Linked DNA regions of Mus musculus: regions 2, 3, 4 and 5 are each linked to region 1. The links are chromatin loops, found by intact Hi-C in ENCODE. Cell type or tissue: gastrocnemius. All regions are shown on one strand. Region 1 has its middle 70 kb from the start of Fbxo4. Region 2 overlaps Ghr (growth hormone receptor). Region 3 holds the start of Gm41254 (a long non-coding RNA gene). Region 4 has its middle 13 kb from the start of Gm52192. Region 5 has its middle 7.3 kb from the start of Ghr.

The links. Peaks named below come from ENCODE experiments on the same cell type or tissue, not always from the same donor. Only the 100,000 strongest peaks of a DNase experiment are listed, where the experiment ranks them.
Region 2: it touches region 1 in a loop (10-fold over the local background); 16 of 42 quality-filtered maps call a loop at or near these places.
Region 3: it touches region 1 in a loop (4-fold over the local background); 12 of 42 quality-filtered maps call a loop at or near these places.
Region 4: a loop joins it to region 1, with 4 times the contacts of the local background. A loop is called at or near these places in 17 of 42 quality-filtered maps.
Region 5: it touches region 1 in a loop (4-fold over the local background); 8 of 42 quality-filtered maps call a loop at or near these places.

The regions. Positions count from the first base shown.
Region 1 is chr15:3,906,644-3,911,643 of GRCm38, forward strand. No RefSeq gene overlaps it. Among named protein-coding and RNA genes, the nearest start is that of Fbxo4, 70 kb to the right of the region's middle. In gastrocnemius, a CTCF peak has its summit at 2,271 (motif pointing left); a DNase peak (open chromatin) is centred at 2,941; H3K4me3 peaks cover 292 bases; H3K27ac peaks cover 377 bases.
Region 2 is chr15:3,353,790-3,358,789 of GRCm38, forward strand. All of the region lies in intron 3 of Ghr (growth hormone receptor), which reads right to left. All of the region lies in intron 4 of Gm41254 (a long non-coding RNA gene), which reads left to right. Among named protein-coding and RNA genes, the nearest start is that of Ccdc152, 53 kb to the left of the region's middle. In gastrocnemius, a CTCF peak has its summit at 2,653 (motif pointing right); no DNase peak of the experiment used is centred here; H3K4me3 peaks cover 564 bases; H3K27ac peaks cover 335 bases.
Region 3 is chr15:3,293,940-3,298,939 of GRCm38, forward strand. It overlaps Ccdc152 (coiled-coil domain containing 152), which reads right to left. Exons shown (of 9, transcript NM_001166063.3): 3 at 4,162-4,267. It overlaps Gm41254 (a long non-coding RNA gene), which reads left to right and starts at 4,751. Exons shown (of 5, transcript XR_003951534.1): 1 at 4,751-5,000. In gastrocnemius, a CTCF peak has its summit at 2,249 (motif pointing right); no DNase peak of the experiment used is centred here.
Region 4 is chr15:3,200,023-3,205,022 of GRCm38, forward strand. No RefSeq gene overlaps it. Among named protein-coding and RNA genes, the nearest start is that of Gm52192, 13 kb to the right of the region's middle. In gastrocnemius, a CTCF peak has its summit at 2,429 (motif pointing right); a DNase peak (open chromatin) is centred at 2,428.
Region 5 is chr15:3,588,184-3,593,183 of GRCm38, forward strand. No RefSeq gene overlaps it. Among named protein-coding and RNA genes, the nearest start is that of Ghr, 7.3 kb to the left of the region's middle. In gastrocnemius, a CTCF peak has its summit at 2,014 (motif pointing right); no DNase peak of the experiment used is centred here.

The DNA of each region.
Region 1 (5,000 bases):
CAGTTTGTGCCCACTATTACCTACCACAACCAGTGCCAAGGGACAGCAAGTCTTTATTCTTTCTCAATTTTTATTTGAAGATTATTTGTTAAGCATTCCCATAGAAAACCGTTTTGATATAATGTTTTACCTTTGACAGGATAATTGATTTATTGTCATATATTCTTTTATACTCCCTATTATAAAGCCTCTAAGTCTTGGCATATTTCACATATATTTTGACATAATGTATCTATCTGGTTCGAATATTTTATATGTAGCAGAGTATCTGCTTATGTAGTTTGCTGTTCACAACAACATTTTAAAAAAAATGATGGGGGATTCTTAGTATGATATAAAACACATTATAATTTTATTTCCTTAGCACAGAAGGAAACAAGATATGAGTCAGGGTTTCCATGCAGAGCTTCTGAGTTTTAGAAATTGTTTGCTGATATTCAGAGGAGAAGCCAGGATTCATGAGTGGTAAAAATGACACAAAGGTAACAGCTGGTCTCTGATTTTATGAAACTGATTGTAAAAGACTTGGAGCAGAAGCACAAATGTCCCAAGCACTGGGAGCAGTTACGCCATGACATTTATGGGCAGACAAGAACACAGAGGCAGGCCCCACCTAGGAAGTTAGAATTGAGGGATTTACTGATAAACAATGGAGCCTTAGTGATATCTTTTTGAAAGAGTAATCGGAAAAGCTTGCTTGGGTGATATAAGAAGAATGTCAAAAGTACCTCACGTGTGAGCCTCTAATTAGGAAGTAGGGATAACTATGGAAGGAAAGGGGGTAAAATAGCAATAAGGATGTCTGAAAACATCATAAGGAATCACACAATTACAAATCTACTCAAAAGTACCTATAATACAAGTTAAATGAAATTTTCCCATATGGGCAAACAATGCTTCCTCCAAGAGCCATAGACTATTTAAACAACAGCAGCAGCAGCAGGCATGAGAAGACCTTTTTTCCTCTTTTGAGTAGTTGATTAGGGTTGTCCAAAACAAAACAAAACAAAACAAAACAAAACAAACAAACAAAAAAAAGACTCCCAAAAGATTTCCAAAACATGCAGGCTCTTGCTATTGTCTTTGGTTGTCATCAGAGGTGGAAGGGTATTTCAGAAGACGTGCACTTAAGACACGGGGCCTAGTAGTCCCTGAGCATGATATAACCTGACAACTTTCTCCCTGAGGACTATCCTTTATGGCACTAGAACTTGCAATAAAAGTTTCCAAAGAAGGGAAGCAACCCAAAGCCCTACCCAGCTATGATGCTCTGAACAGCAACAATGACCACAAGAATATCTTCATGGCAACCAGCTGCTCTATAATTAGACATGAGACCTGCTCAACAGGAGAGAAACTGTACCTGGGACTGGAAACGTATCCAACGACCCAGGAACATTAAAGTCATAGATCTTGAAAGAGAACCTAGCCACTTGACTAAACCAGGATAATTCCTAACTACATTCTAAATATCCACCTTTATGGACACAGATGAGTGTGTCCCTCACCTCTTATCAGAGAAACCTTTCTTTGCAACAGACAAATTATGGAAACCCACAACCAATTACAATGCAGAGTTGTGGAACCAAGTCCCAATAGATACATCTACAAAGTAATCCCACACCTAAGACTCGAGATCATTGTGGAATACAGAGTGTAAATTTTGTAAGAGCCAGAGAAACTGGGGGGACTTGGTAATTCTGTCTCCTAGAAATGTCAGAAGCTACACTCCTGAAGTTTCACCAATATGACTGCTTCAACATGAGCTGAACAAGGGCAATAATAATAGACATGCTAACATGGACAGAGGGTAGTCCAAAGGGCCTCGACCTACACAAAGAACTACAAGTAAGTAAGTGATGCTGAGAGTGAGAGGAATAGTCTTTCCCAGGGAAGAGCATATCAAAATGGTTATCCACACACATATATACATATATTTTAATTATATACATTATATATATATACATATATATATATATATATATATATATATATATATACACACATATATATATATATATATATTTGTGTTCCCTAAATACATTATATGTATAAGTGGATACATATACATATATATGAATGAAAAATCAGGCCATAAATTTGAAAGAGTATACAAGAGGATTTGGGGTGATAAAAAGAAAGTGAGGATGTCATAATTATATTATAATCTCAAAAAAAAGAAATAATTATTTTTAAAAAAATCTACACAGAACTCAATTGTAGCTTCTTTGAAATAAAAATGAGCTGCAAAATGCAGCTTAAAAAGCTTCAGATGCCCCCTACTGGAGAGAAAAAAGGATACACGAGGGAAAGTATCTTGTCCTAAGATAAAGCACGGAGGGGGGGGGGGGGGAAGCTTACCAGAAATGAAATAAAGCTCAAAATATATTCAAACAATGCCATTTAAAGATTGGCAGTACTATCCTCTACATCATGGCAAGCATGTAATAAAAGGTTTATTTAATTAAAAATAGAGAATTTAAAAAAAAATCTTTTCTAATGGTTAAAGACTCAGGACCCAAGGGAAGGAAAATAAGGGTATAAACATCTGCAAATGGTTCTAAAATGTTTAATATCTTTTCACCTCAATTGGTTTTCATAATAAACCTAAATAAGTCTAGGTTAGGTCATGGTCTAACTAGAGAAAGCAAACTCCACTGAAATGGAGAATCAGTTGGTGATCTCCTAAAAGATAGGACCACATCCCTTACCACTGCAAACTTTAGTAAGATGATGGATAAGGTGTGGAAAGGAACCTCTGTCTCCCTACATATGATCAGGGGCCTGGGGCTGGGCACCAGAGTGAAAAGTGATCAGCGAAAAGTCAAAAACCAAGCTACCCTGAGGAACTGAACAGCAAACCACCTGGGAGCCTGGTTTCCACCAGCTACACCCCAGGGTGAGACAGAACCCTGGAGGCACCACGGAGAGCAGGAGGGCCCACTCATAATAAGCCGAGACTTTCCGAGAACAGAGAGCCCATCTCAGACAGCAAGGCTTACATGGAAAGCCATGCTCAGTGGGTGGGAGCCAAGCTCCTAAACTAAAAATAGCCCTGGAGTTGGATAGCACAGGGCAGAAAAGGCCAGACTGGAGGAACTGTAATACCTGCTCTCAAATTACACAATAAACCCATAGTGACAAAGACAACATGGCACAAACAGACATGTAGACCAATGGACTTGAATAAAGGGCCAAAAACACACAGCTTCAGCCATCTAACTTACTGATAAAGATGACAAAAAACACACATTAGAAGAACTAAAGTCTCTAAAACAAATTTTATATCCACATACAGAGAAATGAAACTAAATCCCTATCGTCTTTCCATCCACCTCCAATGACTATTTAGCTTCCTCTTATTCGGATTTAAAGTCGAGGATCCTCCCTTAGAACCTTCTTCTTAACTATTTTGGGGTCTGTGAATTGTAGCATGGTTATCCTGCACTTTATGGCTAATGTGCACTTATAAGTACGTACCAGATGTGTCCATCTGGTTATCTCACTCAGGATGACAATCTCAAGTTCTATCCATTTGCCACCAAAATTCATGATGTCTTTCTTTTTAATAGCTGAGTAGTATTCCATTGTGAATACTACATTTTCTTTATCCTTCAGTTGAGGGGCCTCTAGATTGTTTCCAGTTTCTGGCTGCTGTGAACATAGTTGAGCACATGTCCCTGTTTTATAGTGGACATCTTTTGTCTAACAGGAACTTTTAAAGATAGAGATTAATACTGCTTTCTGCTACTCAGCAAACAGTAATTGTTAGCTTGTTTAAAGCTTCCTCTCCACTTTGGGGGATGTTGTGTACAGTTTATTTTATCACAGTGCATATATTAATGCACAACTAGTATGGTTACTTGTCAAGAATTTCTGGTGGGAGGTGGTGGCGCACGCCTTTAATCCCAGAACTTGGGAGGAAAAAACAGGTGGATTTCTGAGTTTGAGGCCAGCGTGGTCTACAAAAGTGAATTCCAGGACAGCCAGGGCTTTACAGAGAAACCCTGTCTGGAAAAACATACAAACAAAAAAACAAAACAAAACAAAGAATTTCTGAGATACAAATCTAGATTTTTGTTTTTCCTATACCATTATCTTTTTTACTTTTTAATTAAAAGTATAACTTCATTACTCCTACCCTTCCCATAACTCTCTCCCACCCCTTCCATAGCTGCATTTCTTTTCACCTTTGTGGCTTCTTTGTCATTGTTACATCTATATACATAAATACATACATACAACCTGTAGCGTTATTGATACACACACCACCACCACCACCATACCACACAAATAGGCTGAATCTATTTAGAGTTGTTTGTACCACTGGAATTGGATAACCAATTAAGTCTCTCATCTATGGGGAGTATTAGTTCTACCTCTCTCAGCAGCCATTAGTTACCTTGGTGTGGATCCTTTTGACATTTTGTCCATCCATGCTAGCATGTCAGCTTGTGTAGTCCTTTCTCATGTCTTGTTCAGGCAACCATATTGCTGAGATTTTACAGGTGTAGAGTCCATAGAGAAGAAACTATATCACAGCAGACATTCTGGTCCTCTGGCTCTTATCATCTCCGCCCTCATCTTCTTATGTCCCTGAGCTTTAGATGCAGGAGTTGTGCTGTAAATGTATGCAGTGGGCACTACACAATCTATTGTCTTCTATATCTTGACCAGTTCTTGTTTCCATAATGGTCTCTGGCTGATGCAAAGAGAAGCTTCTTTAATGAGCGGTAAGAACTACACTCACCTGTGGTAGGAAGATAAATATTTAGAATTCAATTAGAAGTTACTCTGATTTAGTAACGTGGAAGCAGAGGGTTCTTCTTCAAGATCCATGATCTAATTGGCCCCAGGCCATTGCCTAGGTTTCCCTCCTGTTGATCAGGCTTTAAGTTCAATTAGACAGCGGTTGGTTACCTCCAATATATAAGGGCCACTATTGGAGGTTTTGGGATCTCATGCCATACTGATCAATGATACAGTTCATAGGATTCAGA
Region 2 (5,000 bases), 550 kb before region 1:
GACTTCCACTGGCATGGAGTGAACATGTGAGCTCACAGCTGTCTTCCAGGACTTCTCCCATTGTACTTTCTAATACACTACAAGAGTTCAGCTAAGAGTCCAACTGTGTAAGTTGCTGAGTCACGGAAGTTAGTGTAAAATTCTTGGAAGCAGATCCTGGGAGCAAGGTTGACTCTCAGGCTTCATCTCCGTGTGAGTCCAGAGAGAAGAGCTATGGTAAGCTTTGGCAGAGAGTTACAAATGCCCATGGATCACATCATTAATATAACCATGGAAAGATGAGCTTGGAAACTAGTGGGATTTGAGGTTGATTCTCAAATGTACAACTTGCTAGCAGAATTATTGTCCTTATTCTTTATAGTCACTGAGATGTGAGTTACACAGTACTTGACTTGTGGTTAGTTTTTGGCAAATAACTACTACCAGGACTGAGGAGAGCTACACACTATTTCTAGTGCTTTAGTAGGTCTAGATACAGCTGGGAATTGACTTTCAAGGAAAAACAGCAAAACTTTACTTGATCTTAGTCTTCATAATTAAAATTAAAATTAAAAATATTTCATAATTAAAATATGAACCCTTGGCAAGGTGAAACTCCTCATAGCTAACCAAAATGGAAGCATTTTTTTCTATTTGTCTACTCAGAATTTCTATATTAAGTATCTAGAATCCAACAGAACTTTTTACACCTCTGCACTTTGGGTATTTTAGACTAGGTAATCCATGTTCCCAGTGCCTTATTGTGCATTTGAAATATTTAACATCATTCCTACCCTCTGCCTACTAGATGCTAGGAGCACTCTTTGCATGATGGCCATGTCTCTCCACATTCCTAGAATTTACATCTTGGGCAACAGAATCACATTTGATGACAATAGCTTCTGAATGTAAATGTATCACAGAATTATAAAACTATTCTGATTACTTTTAACTTGAGTAATTGAAAAAATATTTTTTGTGTAAAGTACATGCATGCTATTTGTGTGTGTGTGTGTGTGTGTGTGTGTGTGTTGTAGGTATGAACATTTTATGGTATATGTGTATGGAAATCAGAGGACATGCTTCATTATTGGGTCTCACCTTCTTCCTTGTTTGAGACACATTTCTTTGTTCTTCATAATTGCCTATACCAAAAGAGATGATCCATGAGCTCTGGAGTATTGGAGATACATGCTGTTGCACCATGGGTTCTGGAAGTCTGAATTGAGTTCTCACACTTGCATGGCAAGTGTTTTGTCAACTGAGTCATCTCTTCAGTCTTCCCCCATCCCCTGACTTTGGATATAAGCAGAACATTTACTTAAGCATTGTGTAAAAGTATTCTAGAAGAGATTAGGTTCCTACTGTATGCCATACTCCTAGCATGTGCTTTGTTATTTCATACACACACTTCTGTGTATAAAATGTTGTGTGTTAGTGTTGTGATCCTCACTTATAGCTAACGGGATGCTTCTGAGAGGTCAGATAATTTCTTGACAAAACACAGATGCAGTAAATGGTAAAGCTGGAACATGAAACCACAATTTTCTCACTTCAAAGTTCTTCTCCCCATATGGTATGCTGTAGGATTTTTCATTCTTGGCATTAAGTTCAAAGAGTTATAAGCATCTATGAGCTGCTAGATAGCTGTAGAGACCAAGGCTAGAGACTAAGTGCTGTGGACACAATCTGAAAACACCTTATTTTTAACCTTTTACTCCATGTATGTAAGATAAATGGGAAAACATCATAATTATGAGAAACATATGCAATGCCTTCAGGATGTGCTAGATTTTTTTTTTCACAGAAATGAGAAACTGAAGATGTCCCAGACTGAAAAAAACCCGTCTGACTGATGGAGAAAATAAGACTCATAAGAACCCCAAATGAAACATTGTAACATATACTGAAAACACTATGTAGTGTTGTTTAAATAAAGGGGATGCAACATTCTAAGCTAGCTTGGGAAATAGGTTATTTACAGGAGCTCACTTCTAAATTTCCTTAAGAGGTCAGGAGGCTGGAGATATATATATGATTAGCCTATATATTGGTGGACAACAGTCCAGGGACAGCTCTCAAGAATAAAATCACTGCCTGCCATTTGGTCCTTCCTATTCAAGTCAGGAGCTCTGCTCACTTCTATCTATAACCAGAGGTCAGATATTCTCATAGAAATGACATTCATACAAGCACAGAGCTGTCTTCTGGGACATGGCTTTGGCTTATTTAGAGTCATAGATTCTTAGAGCTTGAAGCTAGCCAGACTTGCCATCCCATTTTACCACAAGCAGAAAAAGATGCTGTCTAAAGAGGGACCGAACTTCCAATGATCCTGTGGTTGGTAAAGAGTGAGAGTGTGTTCTACTGCCTCTATGAAGTAAAAATCATGGTTTCTGTTGTTTTGTGCTTACTATGTACCCAAGAGTTGCAAAGCCTAATTAATATCCAAGGGTACCATTTTCAGGGCTTGGCTTGCTCCTGAGCCCCTAGACTGTATGACAGAAAATTATGATGATTTTTAGGTCACAGCAATAAAGTGGAAGCTTATGAGAAATCAAAATGAAGAGTCATTCTGAATAGTAAGTTATGTTCCAGCATCCAATGAATTAAAATTTCACATGTCAAAAAAAAAAAAAAAATCACATGTCACTACATTTCAATACACTAGGTGGCAGCAAATAGGTATTTAGGTACACCGTCAATAGATAGGCAGACTGGAAACAAAATGAAACTAAGTCTTTGGGTTTAATGAAAGGGGATTAATTTCTTGATGCTCTCAAACATGTACGCCAAAGCCAGAGCTTTCTCATAAGCTTTCTTTACCAAGGTTGCCCTTACAAACTATTAGTGGTGGACAACTACAGCTTGGAGAGCTTGGAGCTGTTCAGGTTGCTGCTTTCTGGGGAGGCGTGGCAATAGGCTATATATTTCAAGAATGGAGAGTAACAGTCAGGGAGAGGGAATGGGCAGGTTTAAGGGAGCATGTTGCAGGATATGCTCCAGAATCAAAGGGCTGAAAAAGAGATGTTAGCAGGCTGGTGGGGAATCCTGGCAACAGAGATATTTGTTAAATTAAGTAAAATTAGTATCTACACGTTCAGCCATAGGGACCCAAAAGATTATCTAGTGTCGCAGTTGGTTATGTCAGGTGATCCATTAAGGGATAGAAAGAAATTAAGAGGGATTTCTAATACTGCGTATCAGATTCATACAGAGTCACTAAGCCCATGTACATGAGTCACATGCTATGGGAGGAACTTCACACAAAGAGTGGAAGGGTCATGATTCAGAGTGCCTGTTCATAAATTAATCCCTCATCTCTTGGCATTGCAGAAGTTTTTCAGGCTCTTCTTGGCTGATTTAAAGGGTATATGGACTGAAAAGATGTAGCTCAGCTATAACTGTCTTGTAACAAAGAAGTGGCTTAAAAGATTCATATAAAGAAATTTCAAATCAAAGATGAGCTGATAATGTTGTCTTACTGATCAGAATGCAGCCGATGGCATGCTCTTCATAGCCTTAGAACAAGCTCTCAGTTGCTCCAAGCAAATCCAATGGACGGTAGCCTCCAAATCAGAAAAGGCTCTGAAGACTACTCAAACAGAGATTAACTTCTATTCTTATTATGGATGGACTTCTAATTTGATGTGTACTGCAACACCTTTAAAATAACATGTTGATAAACAAGATATAGACTCTGCCTTCAAATTCCTGTTTTATAAACCACTAAATGAGAATTATCTCTCCCTAAATAAGTAAACTTGTTTAAAGTATATCTCAAGAAGCATTCTGCTCTAATAAATATTAAACACCTTTCAGAATATCATTTGATTCAGCTATATATAAAATTTAAATATGTATATATACATATGCATATAGATTATAGTGATATGTGTTGAATTCAGGGCCTGAGTAGAAGCTAAGAAAGCTCTCTACCACTGAGGTATATCCAATCCTATGAATTTATTTTTGTGTATAGCCTATGATAAACAAAATAGAGTACTATGTATGTGTAAGGAATTTTTAAGCATGTGAACATGCAAACTGGCTATATGACTATGATACTAATGGGCTATAGGATCCAGATTTTTATGACTTGAGACAGCTTAACATATTTATAAATAAATAAGTAAAATGAAGCAAGAGACCTAGACTCTCGGTCTTCTGAATTAGTCCACTTTCCATTACCATTAAGAACTATCTGATGCTGAGGAACTTATAAAGAAAAGACATTTATTTATTTATTTTGCAGTTCTGAGACTCAAGATCAAGCGTTTTGGCTTCAGTTCATCTCTGGTGAGGGGCAATGGAAGGTTGGGAGTGTGGTGAGAAAGATCTCATGGTGACATAGGACGTCAGAGGGACTAAGTAGTTTGTGTCACATGTTTTTAAAGAATATCTTTCTTGTGAATGAATTGTGATTTGCTAAGAACTATATTAATCTCTTCCAAAGCTAAGGTTCCCAATAATCTAAGAACCATTTTCTAAACACAGCCTCTTAAAGTCCCACCACCTCATAATACTGCCACACTGGGACCAAGTTTCTGACATGAATATTTTTGGAGACACACCATATAGAAACAATAGCATCTCTACAGAAAATAAACTGTCAGTTTGTTATTTAAACACTTCCATTTTATTCTCTTTGGCTTCCATATTTCCCCTGATGTTGCCAGCTATACACTTTTGTGCAAAGGTCCAAGATAGAGAGTTGAGATTTTTATTCCATTTTAATGCTCCAGATGCCTTCCTCCCTAAAGACTTCTCTGTTGGAAGCAGAGTTGCAGGAACATTTAAAAGGGAGTCACTTGCCAATCAAATAAAATGTAGCTATGTGGAAAGGAAGGGAGCAGATATCCAAAGAAAGCAATACTCTAGAGTGAGCCAACACTTTTCTTAACATTACATCTTCCCAATTAATCAAAACAGCTCTTAAAATTGTCTCCAGTATTTTGTGCTATATAAGGAATGACTTAAGTAAAAGTTGTGCACAGGTGTGGAGAAATCAGTTTGCTATA
Region 3 (5,000 bases), 610 kb before region 1:
TTGTTTGAAAATCTTGATAGAAAGAGCTGAAAGAAAATAATATTCAACTTAAAATTATGTGATCTTACTAAAGCAACCAGACATCTCAAGATGAATTACAATATATAGCATTAGGGCTACTATTGTTACAATGAAACCTGGAGGCAAGAGTTGATGCAGATGCCATGGAGAAGTGCAGCTTATTGGCTTGCTCAGCCTGCTTTCTTATGGAACCCAGGTGTCCAACAGCCCAGGCATGGCACCACCCATAATGAGCTGGGCCCTCCCCCACAGATCACCAATTAAGAAAACACCCTAGAAGCTTGCCTACAGCTTGATCTTCTAGAACCATTTTCTCAAAGGAGTCTCTCTCTCTCTCTCTCTCTCTTTCTCTCTCTCTCTAATATTTTTATTGATTATGTTAGAATTTCACATCACTCACTCCATCATATTCATTTCCTAGTCCTCCCAAGTCCACTCCCCAACTTTATGACTTTCCAACACCAGAAGAGGAAGAGGAGGAGGAGAAAGAGAAGGAACACAACTCCAGTATGGTCAAACTCTCAGTGGCCAGTCCCTTAAAGAAAACAGTCCTTTCCCACCTGCACCACCACCAGAAGCCCTCAATTGTAACACATACACTACAGCATCCTTATTACAACTTTTAAGAGTGTTCTTTGATACTTTCCCTTCTTGTCTACCTCTTCTTCCAGGGGTGTTGGTAGTGGAAGTAGGGGTTCATACTGACACCTTCTATGTCCCTCTTTCTTAACTGTGAGTTTGCAGTCATCGATGCAACTGCCAAAGTAGCTTCCTTTAACCTTAAAGCCAGCCAGGAGCACCAACCACAGACATTTACATGGTCTCCAGTATCAGCATGTGCCACCAACCTCAGCATGGTCTTTAGTGATAGTATTATAGACCACAGGCATCAACATGGGCCTCTGTCCCAGCTTAGACTACAGACACCATCAGAGCCCTAAGTGGCATCACAGGCCAAGCACATCAATACGGCCTCCAGGACAACATGAATCAAGGACACCAACATGGCTTCAGGTGACAACAGACTACAGATATCAACACAGTCCCCTGATGCAGGACCATGAATATCAACATGACCTGAGGTGACTGCACAGGTTACTCACATCGACATGGCCCTGCTGCAGCACAGCCCACATATACCATGGACATCTGCATGATCCTTGGTGGTAACGGGTTTCTTTGTGTAGCTTTTCAGCCCTAGAACTTTCTCTGTAATGCAGGCTGGACTCAAACTCAGAGGTCTGCCTGCCTCTGCCATAGAATGCTGGGATTAAAGTAATGCACCACCCCCTCCCAGCAAGTTTACTCCTCCCTAAAGACTCTGGTTTGTGTCAACTTGATATAAAACTAGCCAGCACAAACAATAAGTACTTTATAATCAACCTTTATGTGAAATGAACCCCAACATTTCGTAATTACTTTTCTAAGGCACCGTACAGTAGAGATTTTCCCATGTGCCTTAGCAATGTTTTTCCTGGAAGCGACTCACATGTGGACATGTCTGGGAATCACAAAAAGTGTTTGCATGCAATGCTTCCAGGAATGCACACACTAAGAAGAGAGAGACAAGTCACAGTAAGGTTGTTCAAAGGTAGAGGGCCACAAAGGTGGAGGGCCACAGCTAGTGAGGAAATATAAGGTGAGGCTTTTGTTACTGCTGAGCAGTTATGTTCTCCTAGATTTGTAACTAAATCCTGGGCAAGAGGAGAGCTGTGAAAGGGTTAAAAACCCAAAACTGTGTTCCAAGACATCAGCTATCTTGGTGCCAGTGTCTTCAAAACAATGCAAAATATTTTCTTCAACCATGATTATTTTGCAAAAGTCCAAAGTCTCACGACTAGCACAAGGGACTACTGTTATGGTCTCTTACCCTTCCCTGCTCTCCTGTCTGTTCCCTCAACCACTCACGCAGCTCTCCGTCACCTTCTCTTCTCTTGTTGCTTTTACTTCCCACTATCAGAATGCTGGTTAAATTACATTTGCTTGGTAGGCATTAGCCGATAACCTGCTTCACATGTTTCTGTGTTAGATGATGTTATAGGAGAGATGTGTTCTGTCAGTACTTCTCTTTCTCGTAATGAACATCACTTATTTGAAGGAATCTAGCAATTAGTGAAATAAGGTAGGTGAAGTTTCCTCAGTAATTAGCAAATGAAATTCACCTTGAAGCTCTTTGCATACTAGTTTTTAAAAAGTATTTTAAAATTTTGAACACAAGATGGCAGGCTCACCACATTTTTCCCCACTAGAAATTAGGTAGCTAAGGAATTCATGAAATACAGTATCATTCAGTGATTTAAGCAAAAGCTTTTCATTATCTTTGCAAACTTAAATCTACATTATCCTTTTGTCCAGAATTTGTTATTCTGTCCTATTAAAAATTTCTCAATTATTAAGCTATTTTTAATAATTTAGTACACCAATATTGATTTTAGTGTAAATTTAGGATCTAGTATTAATTATCAGTTTGTTTATTAGTAATTATTTCATAGAGTAGTTTGAAATAATTAAATGCAATTAAAGCATCACTTCCAGTCTTGGACCTGAAATGTCTCCCAAAGGTTCATGGACTAAAAGTTTGGTTCTTAGCTCATGGAGCCACTGGGAGATTGTAGAAACTTTAAGAGACAGAATCTAACAAGAAGTTAGGTCTAAGAAGTGTCCCACAATGGGAATCTGTGGGACACTTACCTCATGATTAGAATTGGGGCTGTAGAAATGAGAAGTTTACAAATGTAAAGCATAGTTTTCATCGTATCATATGGTATGAAATCACATCATATCACATCACATCACATCACATCACATCGAAGGTGCATGGTGGTAGTACAGTATTAATTTTGATGTCATTGATCCTGTGGCTGAGGTAGAATTTACCCAGTTTGACACCATGTAATTTACATGTTCCACCTTGTTATGCTGTGAGCTTCCCTACAGAACAGGAATTACTTTATGAGTGTGCCTGGAGTCCTGCTCCACCTGTCTGAGGACAAATTATCTACATAAGCCAGTTGGATTCTGCCACACTGGAGAGCTGTTTCTTACTTTATTATTTACTTATGAAAGCAAATTAAGGCTATTTTGTTGATGAAATCACTACAGCTTTGGTCATCGAGAGCTCTTTCAGTTATTTTTGACAGTTCTATTATTATGGGTTTGTTTTTTCATTTCTTTCCCTTCTAAAAAATATTTTTGAGATGAGAAAGTCTCTCTCTCTGTATCTATAGTTGTATTAAAGTCACAATCCTCCTCCTTCAGTCTCCTGAGTGCGGGAATCCTGTAATGTCACACCATACCTGGCCTAATCCTACGTTAACCCGGTTCTTTTTATCAGAGAAAGGTATTAGAAGATAAGATCTAGGGACTGGATCATCCTACTAGGGCCTTTCAGAGACACAGCGAAGATTGTATATGCTCTTCACGGTCAGCTCTGAAAACATATATACATATTTTCTTATGACAACAATTAAAGAATAAAAGAGGCTAAGTATTTGAAAGCAAGCAAGCAGGGATATAGGGGAGGGCTTGGAGGAAGGAACGGGGAGGGGAAATGATATTATAATCAAAAAAGAAGTACCAAATAAAAAAGAAAGTATATGCATATAGTTTTTTTTAAATGTTTCCGCATTTTACTGCTTTCTTTGGGTGTGTGTATACACGTGTATGCATATGCATGACATGTGTAAGTCAGAGGATAGTTTTGGGTAATTGATACTGTTTTACTGTGGATCTGTATGTGGATTCTGTGGATCAAATTCAGGTCATCAGACTTGGCTGCAGGTGCCTTTACCCACCGAGCGACCGAGCCACTTCACAGCTTCAGTTATAACTCTTAAAACTGATGACTCATCAGTTTATGAGGGAGGAGCTCTAGTTTTGCCCCACGTGGTTTTATAGATCTGTACTAGGACTTCAAGTCGCCATTTCTTACATGGGTAGAACCTGATAGAAGACGTAACTTCCTTCAATCTGATTTTTTTTTTTAAACCTATGTTGGAGCTATACTATAGAGTGCTATGAGACAACACTCTGGAACATTCTATATGCACGTAAGGTAGGTTACAAACATGGGGTATAATGTCAGATACTGCAGTGAGCACCTTCCTTGATTATTATTTCTTTAGGCAGCAAAGAACTGACCTTCTTTCATCGAGGTTTCTTTTGTTTGCATTATTTTTAATAAGCTGTTAGTCTTTTCCAGCTGAATATCCAGAAGGTTGTTCTTTCCAGCAGTTTCTATCATTTTCTGTAGAAGAAATTGGGCATATGCTATCACAAAAATCAATGACACCATTTTGATTCTTCTGTTAAGAATATGAAGAGAAATGAGAACACAAACCATTTAACATCTGAAAGTCTAATAATTAAATTTGGGATATAATTTCAAATAAACCGTACTGTATTGAGCCTTCAATTTGTCATTTCTTACATGGGCAGCATCTAGTAGAAGACTCAACTTCCTTCATTCCAGGTTTTCATGTATTTTGGAGATACACTAAAAAGAGTTCAGCAAGACAGCAGTCTGGAAAGTTCTATGTGCACTTATGGTAGGTTACACATGCAGGAGAATGTCGACCAGTGCAGCGAGCACCCTCATGAGATGGGTATGACTTTCTGATTTACTTTCTATTTTAAAAGTAATACAGATGGTTTGGGAATGCAGGCCAGAGATAAATTGCTATGGTAACATTCATGAATCCTCCTTAGATTTCAGTTCCAGAAACACACACACACACACACACACACACACACACACACTCGAACACGACATGTACACATTCACTCATGGGGAATGACATGGTAAAATATTAATTCAGCCCATTATAAACAAGAAAAAAATATGAGCTAACCTGAGCAAATTTCTTTCAACTATTCAACTTTTAGTCCCATGTCAATCCCAGGCATCTATCAAGCATAAGAGTGAATGGCTACTGTCAGCTCCTGTGGAGGCTGATGCAGGACGGTCTCCTGAGCCCTGG
Region 4 (5,000 bases), 710 kb before region 1:
GACCAGAGTGCGTGGCAATGTATCACCTCTCAAAAATGCTATAATACTATGAACTCATCTGGGATTAACCTGTTCTTTAGTCAGAGTCTTCATCCTCTACTTGTCTCCAGAAATGCAATCACAGATTTACCTACTGGGGAATCAATGTAGACTTTTTTCTTGCTTGGTTTTTCAAGATAGGTTTCTCTGTATAACCCTGGCTGTCCTGGAACTTGATTTGTAGATCAGAACTCAGAGATTCTCCAGCTTCTGCCTCTCATGTGCTGGGATTGAAGGCATGCACTACCACTGCCCATCAACCTAGTCTCTAAATCCAACCTAGTTTCTAAGTCCAAGGAAGTTGATAAGGAAGGATTACTCTCTAAGCAGCTTACAGTATGAGCAGCTCTCTGCTACTTTTCAGTAAGGAGTAGCTTTTCTAGTTCTAAATTATTTAAATCGAAATCCATCTTGAGGAGATGCGGGAAGCGGGTGCGGCCGCATGGGCCAAGATGGCGCCCTGTTTCATTGTCAGGCCCCGTGAACCGCACATGTTTACTGACTTGCCCGGACATGCGCAGTGAAACTGCATGCGTAAGCTGCCTGCCAAGCTAGACTATTCCTCGTGATCCAGATCTTTCAACCTATCTGTGACCAACCTGAGCTCATGCCTGGAGCGTGTGTAATTTTGATTGGATGAGGTGGTGTGGAGTGAGATGAGGTCAGTTGCTGTGAGAATAGGATAATTGCCCTTGTCCTAAGTGTAACCTACAGATCATTTAAAGGATATTTATTGATGCTTTAACTCTGTCCTCTTTTGAAAGGCCACAGTCAGTTTTACAGACATCCCAGCAAGTGGGTTATTCTGCTTTTTCTACCAATCCTGTTAGCATCTACAAATCCTCAAAGGCCGCCTAGAGGGATTTCAGCCCAGAGCATTGGTTCTCAACCTGGCATCTGAATAACCCTTTCACAGGGGCCCCATATCAGATATTCTATGATTTATAACAGTAGCAAAAATTAGAGTTATGAGTTAGCAACAAAAATAACTTTATGGTTGGGAGATCACCACATGAGGAACTGTAAAGGCTGCAGCATTAGGAAGGTTGAGAACCACTGGCCTAGAGCTTCTTGCTCCAAACTTACATACATACAATCTTGACCTTTTAAAAGCCAACTCCTCAAACTGAAGGGGTTTGCAACCCCATAGAAAGAGCAATAATATCAACCAACCAGACCCCTTAAGGTTCCCAGAGACTAAACCACCAACCAAAGAGTACACATGGGAGGGGGGGGACCCATGGCTCCAACTGCATATGTAGCAGAGGATGGCCTTATTGGGCATCACTGGGAGGGGAGACCCTTGGTCCTGTCAAGGCTTGATGCCCAAAGGTAGGGGAATGTTAGGGTGGTGAGGCAGGAGTGGATGGACAGGTAAGGGTGCACCCTCAAAGAGACAAGGGGGGGGAGGAGGGGGGATTTCTGAAGGGGAAACTGGGAAGGGGGATAACATTTGAAATGTAAATAAAATAACCAATAAAAAAATGGGAAAAAAGAGGCCAATTCTTCAGTGGGTGAATAAAGAGAAGGCTTTAATCATCATGAACAACTTCAACCAGAATCATGACAATTCTGCATCAAGCTAAGAGGAAATTTTCTCAACAGACCTTGCATGAGACCTACACTGGTGTTTCTCTGGCTCCTTCCAGGAATGGATTGAAGGAAGTCATGCTGTAAGATATTCACAAGGCTGAGGTTTCACTCCTTTCCAGGTGCCTTCCTGATACAAGCCTTCATTTCCAACAGTTTCTGGGGGCAACCTGGGCTTCAGGAAATATGCAGGACATCTTTCCACCTCTGTGGATAGTGTCCTCTTCTGACTAGTTCAAGGCCCATCGAGTCCTATTACTACAATTCAGGTCACTGCTGGAAAGTGATTAAGAACACTGTCTGCTCTTACAGAGGACCCATATTCAATTCCCACCATCTGCAAGGCACTTCTGAACACTTATAAATCCACTTCCAGGGGTATCTGATGCCCTCTCCCTTTCTCCCCAGAGAGGGTGGGGTATGACTGGGTACCTGGGTATCCCCCAACCTTGCTACATCAAGATTCTGCAGGGTTAGGCATATCCTCTCCCACTGAGGCCAGAACACTCATATTAGGCTCCGTAATTAACTCTCTCTTATTCCCTTTCACGGGAATGAATGCTGTGTTTTGCATGAACAAATTTCTACTTTCTCACTGTACACTCCTAATATACCCAGATCCCAAGTCACAGGATAGGCCTGACTCCTCCTCCACCCTTTTTTATTTGGAAACAAACATTCCCTCATCCTTGCCTTTGAGGAGATGCTTATCTATCCTTAAGTTTGCTAATCATGACCTGGATACCAAGGCAAGTTGGTCTGAAGACATTTGAACAGTTCTCCAATGCTACCACCAGGTGGCACAATCTAGCCAGATCAGAGCCCTTGTAAGCAAGTCTTTGTAAGGCTTGCTAAGTATGTAATAGGAAATGGTGTGTCAACTACAAAATAATTTGCATAAGAAGGCTTTAGAAAAGATTTTCAGTATATTTTAAAGCATACTAAGTTGTTAAATTTTATTGATAAAAGTATATACTTATTAGATATTTAGTTTTTGAGGTGGGACGGCAGTCACAAACAATGTTTTATAAAGTTTAGAATTTATAAATTTATATCTTCTAATTTTACAGGTATTATTTATATTTAATATGTTGTTATACAATATATAAATTTACATGTTATCTATTTATATATTATATAATACATAAAATATAAAATTATATATTTTTACAAAATATAAATCATAAAATAAGGTTATATAAATCAGTTCTTGTTTGTCAATATGTTTTGAACTCTTTTTTGTTTATTTGTAATTGCTATTTTTGTGTGTATGATATATATGTGTGAGCAGGCACGTGTGGAAGTCAGGTGCCCGCTGATCTCTTCTTCTACCTGGAGCTTCTGAGTTCTAAGGACAAAACTCAAGTCACCAGCCTTACACTGTTGGGTGACAAGCACTTTTACCTGCTGAGCCGTCTCACTGCCGCATGCTTCAAAGGATTATTGTAAGTCATTCCATGTACTCATTATTGAAGTTACAAAGACAAGTTATATATGAGCTGTTTGTAGGCAGCTGGAAAGGATCAGTGCGTAAAAGCATCCGGTGCAAAGCTAAAGATGTGACCTTCCACAGGGCAGCCAGAAAGGAAAGCTGTCCAAAAACCCCAGGTCTGAAGCCAAGTGTGTGACCTACTACGGGAGTGGGTCCCTTTGCCTCTCTCAGGCACCGTTCCAGGTCAGGAACATCGGAGCTGGGCCGTAATTGTTCCTTGATTTGACACTTTCTCTGCAGGCACAGCCTGCTCTCTTTTTTATAGAAAGGCACTGCAGCCTCAAGACTCAGAACGATTCGAGTCTTTACTCTAAAGCTTTCCACGCAGGGTCCAGAGCCTCCAGTTTTAGGGAACTGCCATCAATGTAGTGACTGGGAGATGGGTTATGTGCTTGAGGCTAGTCTTTCCTGCTTTGGGGTCTTGTTTCCTGAACACAGTAAGTCACTCCAGGTCTTAAAAGCTATCTGTCTACTTCCCTAGTCTTGGGATGGTCTTACAACTTATCAAATGTCACCTGCAGGGAAAAGGATGACTGACCTACACTTGAGGTACTCACCTCCACACTTAAGAATGTGATTCATTCTAGGTAGTGTGTCTGACCTTTCTCAGTGAGCACCCCCCTCTTCTTATAAATCCCTGTGTTTAACTTACATTAAAATATCTTGGGGCTGGGGGTGAAGAGCATTGGCTGCTCTTCTAGAGGTCCTGGGTTCAACTTCCCATCAATCACCCGCATGAGAGCTCACAACTCCAACTCCAGGGCATCTGACATTCTCACACAGACCGACAGACATGCAGGCAAAACACCAATGCACATGGATAAAAATAAATAAATCTTTAAAAGAATACTTATCACACCCCCATCTCTACTTCATTTTTTAAAGAAAGCTGTATTTATGAACATAACGAATTTTTTCTTTGTTATTCTAGGCCTTTTGTTTCCCCTACTGTGGTCCTTGACCTGTTACAGACAACTTGATCTTCTTGTCTGCATCCAAAATTGGTCAGCTTCCTGCATGCACCTGTGAGTGTGAAGTGGGGAATGACTCATGATTGATAGCTCACCCCAGAACCATTCCTGTGAGCGCCCGACTCGCCAGCAAGAACGACACCACAAAAGAATCCTTCTGCACACGTTTATTGGGAGAGCTTGATTACTTAGGCGAAAGACCCTGAGCCCCAGAAATGGCGCTGCTTATATAGGCCTAGGAGTGACTGGTAGTTATGCTAACAGTACCTCATTAATATGCGTAGGGCCAGGCAGTGACTCGGCAAAAAACTCTTATGCACATGCGCACATTGTTTGTTTACCCATAATCATGGGTGGTGCCAGTGGTAGCCAGCGCCATCTTGTAATGGCGTTTGCAGCTTCCCACACATTCCGTTTTCCACGGAGTATTACTTCATCTCATCCCCTCTCCAAATCCCCTAAAAATACCTAGTTTTCAGTTCCTCGATTTTTCTGCCATGTAGAACAGAAATGTTGGACTGGACGATTTAACTTCATTCTGCATAGAAGAGTTCTTGCAATAACTAATAACATATTCAAATTCTATTTTGAAAATCATATTGGGCAGTATCTCCCTCCAGCTTTCCCATTTCTCTGAAATTTTATAACTAATTTGAACAAGATTTATTCTACCATGCGTGGATGAGTGTTTTGCCTGTGTGCATGTTTGTGCACCCTATGTGTGCCTGGCATCTACAGAGAAACAGAAGGCATCACATCTCCTGAAACTGGAGTTACAGATTGTTGTGGCTCACCTGTGAGATCTGGGAATTGAACCTGTATCCTCTAGCAGAACAAGCAGTCCCTCTAAACACAGAGCTACCTCTAACACTCCATGCTTTTCCTTCCTTGTCCCACGAGCAGCCCTG
Region 5 (5,000 bases), 320 kb before region 1:
CACTATTAGTAGGCGTGGCCTTGTTGGAGGAGGTTTAGCTCAAGTGTGGCCAGTGTGGCATAGTCTCCTGCTGCTGCTGCAGATCAAGATGTAGAGCTCTCAGCCCCTTCTCCAGCACCATGTCTCCCTGCATGCCCCCAAGCTTCCCACCATGACAATAATGGACTAAAAACCTCTGAACCTGTAAGCCAGTCCCAGTCAGATGTTTTCCCTTATAAGAGTTGCCATGGTTATGGTGTCTCTTTACAGTAATAGAAAGCGTAACTAAGACAATTGGCTTGGAAACTGTACCCTGCTATTTGGTAAAATGTCTTTCAAGATGTTTCTGTGAAGAGATTTTAAAGATATGATTAGTCTTTAGAATAATAAACTTAAGTAAAGCAGATTAGAACCTAAAAATATGGAATGTGTATGGATTTCACCAATCAGTCGAAGGCCTTACTATAAAGACATTGGCATCTAATATCAAACAGACCCTGAAAGTGGAGCACTACCTCTTTCCTAGTTCTTCAGAACATTGAGAAGGTGTCAAGGCCACTTTAGACTTCAAATCACCATTTAATGCAGAATTAAAAAAAAATGTCACTCACATCCAGAGCTCATACTATCTAACAGGCATAAGGCATGCGGATGACCTTGACTCTCACTGCTAGACCTGGAGACACCTACAGGTATGCCCCAAACCTGGAAGACAGCAAACTACATCTGGCAGCCTCTTGGGAAGATGAAAAGATAGATTTCAAAAGAAGCTCATGAATGAATATTCCTCTTGAAGTCATTCTAGCATTTAAGCATGGAGATTTTTTTTTTAATGAGGAGAAATGTTACCATCTCTATCTGTTCAAATGAAAATGCCTATTTTAAAAAAATAACTCATAGACAATCATCTAGCTTCTGTCTGGGTAATAACACCAATGAGTAACTCACTAACTCCTTCATTGGGAAGCTTGTTCAATTTTGTGACTGTGTTATTTATTAAAAGTACTTTAGTCAGCATCTGCCATTTTATTATTTATATGTGGTTTTGTCTCTAAAAGCCTATGGGGAAAATATTAGAAATTTAAATGTATTTTTTCCTTATGACACATTTCCTGTTGCCTCTTCTCCAAGCAAACACTTGGAAACACATTCAGGCCATTCCACTCCTTATTCAAGTCAGTAGGCTGCTCCCCTCACCTACTCTGTGTTCTCAGGTTACCTAACTCCTTCTGAAACTGCTATTTCTACTATCACATTCAGTCCTGCATGTATCTCTTCAAGATAGAGGAGGACAATGAGCTTTTATCTAAGTGCCAGAGAATTATGGGAAGAACAGAAGTCCTAGAGTCTGGAAGACACAGTAGAACCCATGGTCTAATCATGGCACCAGTCACACAGTCTGCATTCCACAGGTGTTTCTGGAATACAGAGGTTTCTACTCTTTCTTTCTCTCCCCATTTCAATCCCCTGCTGCTTCTTTTCATGCACCCTCTTTACTTTCAAAATAAATGAGGAAATAAGAGCACGAGAGACTGTCAACAAGAAAGAGATTGGACCGGGAATGAGAAAGTTTCTTGTAACAGCTTCTTGCCACAGAAAGAAGATATAAAGAGCTATTTCCAATGCCTAAAAACGTTCTGAACTTGCTAGCCGGACTTGTTTCAAGGCAATTTAGCTGCCTTCCCAAGAGGAAGAATGCTGAACTGTTTGAGCAGTGAAGGATCAAGCCTGGCTACCTAGGGTCTGCTAGGGAAGGCTGGAAAGTCAAGCAAGCTGTTAGTTCTGGCTGACAAAAGTCCTTAGATAGGACAATGACTGTCTGGAGGAGACAGAGGATTAGCCATGCAATACCACTTTCTCAAGGGCAGTGGCCCTGTGCACTTTCTGAATCAGATGAAATGTGAAGACATCTTACTCTATAAAACTGTGATATCTTTTAAAAGATATCTTTATTTTATTTTACTACATGTGTGGGTGCTTTGCTGGTATGTATGTCTGTGCACCACAAACACGTAGTGAATTCAGAGGCCTGAAGAGGGTGCTGGATCTACTAGGATTGGAGATACAGGTTTTGAGACATCATGTCAGTGCTGGACATGGAACTTAGGTTCTCTGAAAGATCAGTGTTCTTAATTGCTGAGCTGCCTCTCAAATTGTGATGTCTTTATCACAGACTTTAAGAACTAGGTAAAACTGATTTCCATTTCAAAAGACAGGAAGTGAGTCAGGCGTAGAAATTAAATGTGCTTAGTAAAAGTTATCATTTATTTTTCTAGCACTACAATACGTTAAACACATTTATCTAAACTATACTTACTATTTATTTTACCAGAAAATTTGTGACAAGTATGAAATTATACTCCTTTAATGAATAGAAAGTTATGAAGAAATGCAAAAACAAACAAACAAACAACAGTAAAAATCCAGACCTGATCATATAAAGGGAAAAATGTAGGGTCCCGGATGGGGACTCAGCCTTTTTATGTCAGCTCTATTCTGGAGACTCTTCCCTCAGCCTCTCAAGCTATCAGCATCTAGTATTGTATCCACCTCATTTTAAGCCACCAGCCCACCAGCCTCTCTGTGTGGCAAGAACTAAAATTGTCCTCTAATTCCTTGGCACCAAAACAATTAACAGTAGTGACCAGGAACCACAGGAGAGATTCGTCTGTTCTGCCCTTAGTAGCGCAGGTCTTGTGCAGGCAACCCATATAGGTGCGCCTCTAACATCTGTGGGCTACACATGCCAGGGACAGATGGAGACTAGTAATGATAACTCTCCATATTTGTTATGTTTGAGCTAACGGGTTGTTGAAGAGAATGTGTTTCATCAACTTGCTTTGAGAAATAAACCTTCATAATGGTATAGAAGGACAGGTTTGGATTTAGACATCTCAGCTGTTGTGAACATAAGAATGTTCTTCAAGTTGTCTGGTGGTTGGTGTGATGCTCACCACTCAAATCCATTGCTCCCCTTCTGGCTTCTGACTACATGAACACACAGTGCTCCCCTACTTGTTCTTGGACCTCAACTCTCATGTCCCAAAGAAGCTCCTCTCCATCCTAAGATGTTGGGATATTTAAACTGTAACTCCAGCCCAAGACACCCACAGTGTGGTCTAGAAGAAGGAAGCACATTTGTATATGGGTCCTTCACATTCACCCAAGTATTTCTTGTTCCTGGAATAAGGATATGGTTGGAAGAAAGAAAACCAGCTCAGGGCCTCTCTGGCAGGGCCATAAGAAAAATATTTATTGTATGGGATTGTTTAGACTCATGTGCATTTCTTTAGAAGTAACAAAGTTAAAGTGGGACTTTGAGCATGTAGCAAAATGTTTCATGCAGTTTTTAAGTTGAGGATCTCAGTGTAGAACTCAGTGAATATTAAGAATTCATAAAACGTCCCCAGTTCAGGAACCATCTTGTAAAAAGAGGCAGAAAGATGGTAAGAGCCAGGGTTGAGGTGTGAGAGAAGAGTGAAGGAGTATCCTGTGCTTAGGACAGGACACTGCACTCACTGACACAGCAGGGCTGACTGCCTAACCTGAGACACACACAAAAATGAATCAAGCAACATCCAACTTGCAGCAGGGAGGAGCAGCTACTGAGAGAGCTAAGGGAGACTGGGGGGAGAGTCAGAGTCAATTTTTCTTAAGGATTATGGCCCCTACCTGGTAGCTGGTCATTCTTCAGGAGATGGTTTCACACCTGGAAGAATATGGCAGCCAAAATGGAACTTGGTGGGTTATTCAAAAAGAGGGAAAAAAGGCAGGAAGTTGGGGTGGGGTGGGGTGTAAAGTCAGGGAAAAGATCGGGGAGGAGTGAGCAGGGAAGAGTAGGGAAATTAATATGATCGAAAGACATTGTGTAAAATTCTCATAGAATTAACAAGCTTTAGTGAACATTCATTGTGCGTGACATTGGGTTATATAAGAATATTGTCATGCAAGAGAGACCATGTCTCTCCATACCTCTTTATCCCCCCTTTCTTGCCTCTTCTCCTATTATTGCAAATCTCATTTTTTTCCTAGACATTTTCACATCTCCTTTCATGACATTTCGCATATGTGATTGCATAAAGTTTATAAAGTTACAAATAAGAGAAATCATGCAGTATCTACCATGCAGAAATTGGCTTAATAACTTAATATCTCCAGCTGCATTCCTTTCCCTGCAAATGATGTGACTTAATCCATCTTTATGTCTAGAAGAAAATCCTTTGTATATATTCATCACATTTTATTTGTCTACTTCTCTGTTATCGAGCACTTCGGTTCATTTATAACATAGAACATCAGAACATGTACCATCAGAAGATGGAGTACAAGTGGCCAATAAACATGTGAAAAAAGTTCCTCATCACTAAAACCATAAATTAAACTACACTGTAACTCTTTCTAACCCCCATCAGACTGGCAGTCATTAAGAAAACAACAGCAGATGCTGAGAGAATGTGCTCATTGGAAACATTCTTTCATTGTATACATTGTGAGTGGGATATAAACTAGTCTAACTAGCCATTGTAGGACTTAAGATGGAGGGCCATCAAAACTAAAATTTGATCTTTCCCATGATTCAGTTCCACCAGCCCTCAGCATTTATCCAAAGAGATTACAATAATTTGATTCACAGCATTTTAGAAACATCCATTATACAATGTGAAATTAGGTATTCCCCCTAAGTCATTTGTCATATTTATATAATAGATCTAGATAAGCCATGATATTTGCTGCATGGCAATCACTTTATTTCTGTTGATTGGCATTTTCTAAAACAAACATGGTGTCAGAGGTTTTAATCTATCCACATCTTTATCTTTTTAAAATTCACATAGATGTTTAATATATCCATATCCCAATTTTTCCTAAAGCGGACTTGAAGTGGCTTCTGGAAATATGAATATAAACCAAAGGATGAAGAAATGAGATAAAGAAAATAAAAGGTAAAACTAAAATAATGGTAAAGTTAGTTAGTTCTTGAAATGTGTCATAAAAATTGGATGTGATGGTAGACACCTTTG